Linked DNA regions of Homo sapiens: region 2 is linked to region 1. The links are chromatin contacts, found by Hi-C or POLR2A ChIA-PET in ENCODE. All regions are on one chromosome and are shown on one strand. The core of a region is the stretch at or near the end of the contact, and the rest is flanking DNA. Distances in the headings are between cores, read along the strand shown.

What was found. Hi-C counts contacts between places; a loop is a spot of excess contacts on that map. ChIA-PET counts read pairs that join two places held with the same protein, here RNA polymerase II (POLR2A). Pooled maps may share reads with other maps.
Region 2: a map of astrocyte of the cerebellum shows a loop between it and region 1 (4-fold over the local background). The contact joins two enhancer-like sites. A Hi-C loop is called at or near these places in 2 of 168 maps with a recorded cell type or tissue (astrocyte of the cerebellum and endothelial cell of hepatic sinusoid) and 1 of 50 pooled maps. POLR2A ChIA-PET finds 5 or more read pairs at or near these places in 9 of 52 experiments (AG04449, GM12878, MCF 10A and 5 more).

What each region holds. Positions count from the first base shown.
Region 1 is chr20:49,099,105-49,102,408 of GRCh38, reverse strand. No RefSeq gene overlaps it. Among named protein-coding and RNA genes, the nearest start is that of CSE1L, 54 kb to the right of the region's middle. Within about 2 kb of position 1,293, at least 2 of the 41 ENCODE cell types and tissues checked have a DNase peak (open chromatin) inside an H3K27ac peak, as active enhancers do.
Region 2 is chr20:49,140,202-49,143,343 of GRCh38, reverse strand. The region is part of intron 5 of STAU1 (staufen double-stranded RNA binding protein 1); the gene reads left to right. Among named protein-coding and RNA genes, the nearest start is that of STAU1, 47 kb to the left of the region's middle. Within about 2 kb of position 1,699, at least 2 of the 41 ENCODE cell types and tissues checked have a DNase peak (open chromatin) inside an H3K27ac peak, as active enhancers do.

The sequences.
Region 1 (3,304 bases), core at 44-2,543:
AAGGATGAGCCCTGCCTTGCAGTCACAAAGCTCAGCCACCATGTTTCTCAGACAAGGAGTAAGAGCAAGGACCAAGCAGGAGGAGGTTTGCAGAGCAAATGCTTAGGGTTTACGAAATGGAATAAACGGTCATGTCCAGCAGGCTGGATACAGGATTGTGCCTAGGGATTGGTGCGGGGGATGCTCCTATGAATAGGGACCCAAGAATTGTCACAACCAAAAAACACCCATAGTGTATATTTTAAAAACTTATTAGCAAAATGCCTTGTGATCATGCCCTTATTAGCTGATTAGCTGTTTCTAACTTTTGCCAAACCATGGCATAAGTGGCTAAGCCAGAATGCTCTGGAAACCAGACTGCCAGGGTTTCAATCCCGGCTTTATCCAGCTGTGTGATTCGGTAAGTTTCTGTACTCAGGAATAAGAGTGTGAACCTGTTTGATTCTCAAAGACTGCATGAATAGTATTTAGGCACAGTTTTGGGGTGGGGGTCATTGAGGGGAAAGGAAAAGTAGAGTAGAAAAATGAACTACTTTAGAACAACAAGGCTAACAGGCAAAAGCAATGAATCAAGAAAAAAAAAATCATGTGGTATTCTAGGCTGAGCACACGTTTATCTCCCACAATGAGAATCCATTAATGACAGCAAAGAGGAGAGGGAGGTCAGCAGTAGGGAGTTTCTGACACAGCAAAGTGGATACACATGAATCCTGAAAGGTGACCTCGCAAAGTGGAAGCCAGGGCCCTGAACACCAGCAAGACAGGCCAGTGGGGATAGGAGCTCATCTGCCCCCTGGAACACTGGAATGGAGAGGCTCCAATGGGGAACCCTAGCAGCCTACCTCAAGAACTGTTGTGGCCCACAAGAGCCAGGGCTGTAAAAAGAAATCCAGGGGCAGAGTGGAAGGCACGCCATGTAATACCCAGGATGAAAAAGAAAGCTAATAAAAGTCCAGAAAAACCACCATGAGAAAGTCAGGATCCAAACAGAACACAAGCTAAAATGGGGAGTACCTTTGAGCAACTGATGAAATATGAGGAGCAAACTCCATTCCATTTGACCTTAACCTTACGAACATTCATTCTCTCTTGAGGGATGCAGAAGTCAAGACATGAGGAGAGGGAAATGTAATCTTTGCACACTGCTTGACACAGCATTAAGCCCAGTTCACACTGTCATAACAAGTGTTTATCAGCTTCACCTTTTAAAAGGGAACTACAGATAATGCACAGAAAACAACTGGAAATATCTCCTTCAACAATGTGAAAGTGAAAGCAGAACCCAGCAATTAGCAAGCCTGAGAGGCAGAGGGTAGGGACACATCTTCGTTGTCAACGCTGAGGATTCAAGAGACATTGACAAAGATGATTAAATATTTTTAAAAAACAAAATGCTATTACAGATGCTCCTCAACTTACGATGGGGTCACATCCTGATAAACTCACCATAAACTGAAAATATCATAAGTTAAAATGCATTTTAATACACTTAACCGACCCACCATCCTAGCTCAGTCTAGCCTACTTCAAACATGCTCAGAACGCTTACATTCACCTACAGCTGGGCAAAATCACCTAACACAAAACCAATTTAATAATGAAGAGTTGAGGCCATGTGTGGTAGCTCAAGCCAGTAATCCCAGCACTTTGTGAGACCCAGGTAGGCAGTTCACTTGAGGCCAGGAGTTCGAGACCAGCCTGGCCAACATGGTGAAACCCCCGTCTCTACTAAAAAATACAAAAAATTAGCTCGGCATGGTGGTGTGCACCTGTAGTCCCAGCTACTTGGGAGGCTGAGACAGGAGAATTGCTTGAACCTGGGAGATGGAGGTTGCAGTGAGCTGAGATCGTGCCAATGCACTACAGCCTGGGTAGGAGAGTTAGACTCCGTCTCAAATAAATAAATAAATAAATAAATAAATAAATAAATAAATAAATAAAGTAAATTGGAAAGCAGCTATGCTCACCACTATACCAACGTGGCCAACATGGTGAAACTGTCTCTACTAAAAATACAAAAATTAGCCAAGCATGGTGGAAGGTGCCTGTAATCCCAGCTACTCAGGAGGCTGAGGCAGGAGAATTGCTTGAAACCAGGAGGCAGAGGTTGCAGTGAGCTGAGATTGCACCACTGTACTCCAGCCTGGGCGGCAGAGCAAGACTCCCTCTCAACAACAACAAAGTTAAATTTAAAAAAAATGAATTCTACCACATGTATGTAATAGTTTGATTAAATGCCAATCTGATTATGCCTCAGAAGTAAGGAAAAGTACCATTTTTACTTATCAAAATGGCAACCAAATAATGCCCAGTGTAGGTAAAGGTGTGTTAAAGAAACTGACATGAACTTTGCACAAGAAAATTGGCTCTAATTCCACCTTCAGGAACTAAAAATTGATGCATAAAGATGTTCATCTCAAGAGTTGTCTACAAAATCAGAAAACCTCCAAGACATCCAGCAATGACTACAATTACATAATCTGGTAATGATATATCCTAATGATAAATCACATATATCCACTGAATGTTTACCAAGTAAATATGGTTTAAAAAAATTACAAAACTATATACAGAATGATCTCAAATGAACCAAAATGCTTAATGTAGGTAGGAATATGAATTATTTTTAATTTTTAAATATTTTTTCTTTATTTTCCAAGTTTCCCACAAAGAAAATACATTTAAAATAAAAAGTCGGTGGCCAGATGTGGTGGCTCACACCTGTACTCCCAGCACTTTGGGAGGCCGAGGCAGGTGGATCACTTGAGGTCAGGAGTTTGAGACCAGCCTGACAAAACATGGTGAAACCCTGTCTCTACTAAAAATACAAAAGTTAGCTGGGCGTGGTGGCGCGTGCCTGTAATTCCAGCTACTCGGGAGGCTGAGGCTGGGGAATCACTTGAAACCAGGAGGTGGAGGTTGCAGTGAGCCGAGATCACGCCTCTGCACTTCAGCCTGGGCTGAGCAAGACTCCATCTCAAAAAAATAAATACATAAAAATAATTTAAAAACTCAATTATTTAAAAATCAGCTTGTTAAAAGACATGATTGAATACCATGGAGAATGAATGCACCTAGCAGGAAGCTCTGATGAGAAACCTGGCAATACTTCCCTTCTGTAAAAACACCCTGGGGTACAGGTGGGGCCGCCCATGCCAGGACTCTTCTCCACAAAGCCTTCCCGCCTTCCAGGTATGCAGCACATTGGTAAGTGTGCTCAGTAACAAACGCTTCCTCCCACCCAAGCCCTCTGCTCCCCCAGCAGCTTTTCCTGATGTGTGCTTACTCTGCACAGGTTCTCTGC
Region 2 (3,142 bases), core at 450-2,949, 41 kb before region 1:
CAGAGATTATAGGGATGAGCTATCACACCTGGCCTCTTTCTTAATGTTGCCTAGATTTTATTGCTGAACTATACACTATGGAATCAGTGTTAACAGTAATTCCTACATTGTGAAGATAAGACTAAGTGCCCACTAAACCTTCCTCATTTTACTGGGAATGGTTTTTGTAGATTAGTTTTGAACCATTTGCTGCCTCCCTACTTGGAACATTTTGTCAGTCTGGATAATAGGAAATTTTTAATGAGCCAGGCACGGTGGCTCACTCCTATAATTCCAGTACTTTGGGAGGCTGAGGTGGGAGGATCACTTGAGCCTAGGAGTTTGAGACCATCCTGGACAAGATGGAGAGACCTCATCTCTACCAAAAATATTTGAAAAAACGAAATGGTGGCATGTACCTGTAGTCTCAGCTAATGAGGAGGCTGAGGCAGGAGAATTGCTTGAGCCTGGGAGATCAAGGCCGCAGTGAGCTCTGATTATGCCATTGCACTGCAGCTGAGGGCACAGAGCTGAGGCCCTGTCTCAAAAGAAAAAAATTGTGTAAAAGAGCAAAATAATTTCATTTTCAAATATGTTTTTTTGCATTTTTATTTTACTGGCTGCTTTGTTCCTAATGATACTCCTCTGGAAGCAATGGCTTAGAGCAGTGAATCGCAACTCCAGTCACCTGGGGACTTATTTAAAAAATAAACAAATACTATAAATAAAACTGCTATCCAGGCCATGCCCTCAAAAATTTGAGTTCAGTTGTCTGGAGCGGGCTCCAGAATCTGAACTTGTGAAGCTCCCAAGTGATTGTAGTGCTGCTGTGGTTGAGAACCACTGGCTTAGGGTGTAGAACGGAGCAGTAGACCCATTGTTTTCTATCAGTCTTACGTGGAACCTTGATACATGTATATAAAATAGAAAAGGAGCATTTCGTTAGTATAAATTGTTATTTAAAAAAATTTTTTTTTGGCTGGGCACGGTGGCTCACGCCTGTAATTCCAGCACTTTGGGAGGCCGAGGTGGGTGGATCACCTGAGGTCAGGAGTTCGAGATCAGCCTGGCCAGCATGACGAAACCCCATCTCTACTAAAAATACAAAAAATTAGCCAGGCATGGTGGCTTGTGCCTGTAGTCCCAGCTCCTTGGGAGGCTGAGGCAGGAGAATCACTGGAACCCAGGAGGCGGAGGTTGCAGTGAGCCAAGATTGCACCACTGCACTCCAGTCTGGGCAACAGAGCGAGACTTCATCTCAAAAACAAAATAAAAAATAAATATTTGTTGTTGTTGTTGTTCTTGTTGAGATGAGGTCTTATTATGTTGCCCAGGCTGGTCTCAAACTCCAGGCCTCAAGTGACCCTCCCGCCTTGACCTCCCAAAGTGCTGGAATTACAGTTATTAGTATAAACTTATAAGTTTGGATTTATAATAATGGTAAAGGCAATTTCTGAGAATGAGGTATATGAGTTTTCAAAAACACCAAATTATATTCATTTAAAAACACGGCTGGGAAAGATACAGTCCCACTTTAGGATAGTGATTAACTGCCCTGGGAATGATAGTGAGATGGCCTTCATTGCCTCTTTTTTTGAGACAGAGTCTCACCCGGCTACTTTCTGTATTTTTAGTAGAGATGGGGTTTCGTCATGTTGGCCAGGCTGGTCTCGAACTCCTGACCTCAAGTGATCCGCCTGCCTTGGCCTTCCAGAGTGCTGGGATTACAGGCATGAGCCACCTCGCCTGGCCCGTTGCCTTGTGTTTTGAGATGGAGTCTTGCTCTGCCACCCAGGCTGGAGTGCAGTGGCACGATCATAGCTCACTGCAGCCTTAAACTCCTGGGCAATCAATCAAGTGATCTTTTTGCTTCAGCCACCCCAGTAGCTGGGACTATAGGCACACTCCACTGCACCTGGGTAATCTTAAAATTTTTTTGTAGAGATTAAGGTCTCACTTTGTTGCCTAGACTGATCTTGAACTCCTGACTTCAAACAAACCATCCATCTCAGCCTCCAGAAGTGTTGGGACTACAGGCGTGAGCCACCATGCGTGGCTCATTGTTTTTCTTAAAACAGAAAAAAACAGTCCGACGTCAGTAGTACTTAACTATTGACATTGGATAAATCCAGGAAATTGCCTGTTATGTTATTATCTGTACTTTTCTGTATGTTTGAAATAGGTTGTAAATAAAAATAAAAGTTAAACCTAATTGGGCTGATACAATGAACAAAACATTGAAAATTGGGGCATGTACGTGGCATTCAAAGTCTTACGACAGTCTGAGCACCTAGTTTATTTCCAAGTTGTGTTCTGGCTGCTCATAAAGAGCATTCTCATTGGCACAGTTCTTAGCATGTGGACCTTTTTTTTTTTTTTTTTAAACAGATCATCTATTAAAAAAAACTCTGGATGCTCTTCAGGGAAACAGCTGTCAAGCTTTATTCTGTTGTGCACAAAAATGAGTTAATCTGGGGTTAGCACAAGTTACTGTGTTGATGATTTCTGGTATCTTAATATTTGGTGTGAAACATTTTTGTTGCTGCTTTTTAAAAAATTCAGGCAAAATATACATCTAAAATTATTAAACATTTTTAAGTGCACCAGTGGCATTAAAATACATTCTTGGTTTTGCACAACTGTCACTACTAATTTTCAGAACCTTTCCATCATTCCAAATAGAAATTCTGGACTCATTGAAGAGTTACTCCCCACTCCCTTGCTCGTGGCCCTTGGTAACCTCTACTTTACTTTCTGTTTCTATGCATTTGCCTAGCCTAGGCACTTCATAAAAATGGATTTTTTTTTTAATGTGTGGCTTATGTTACTTACTGTAATGTTTTCAAGGTTCGTCTCTGTTATAGCATGTTTCAGAATTTCATTTCTTTTTTAAGGGTGAATGTTTTATGGTATGAATAGTAAATATTTGTTTTTCCAGTCATCTGTTGATGGACATTTGGGTTGTTTTTACCTTCTGGCTATTGTGAATGCTGCTGTGAACCCTGGTGTATAAAAATGTGTTCAAGTTGCTACTTTCAGGTCTTTTGGGTGTATATCTAGAAGTGGAATTCCTGGATCATATAATAATTATATGTTTAATTTTTTGAGGAACTACCAAGCTGTTTTCCATAGCAACTGTACCATTTTACATTTTCTATTAAAT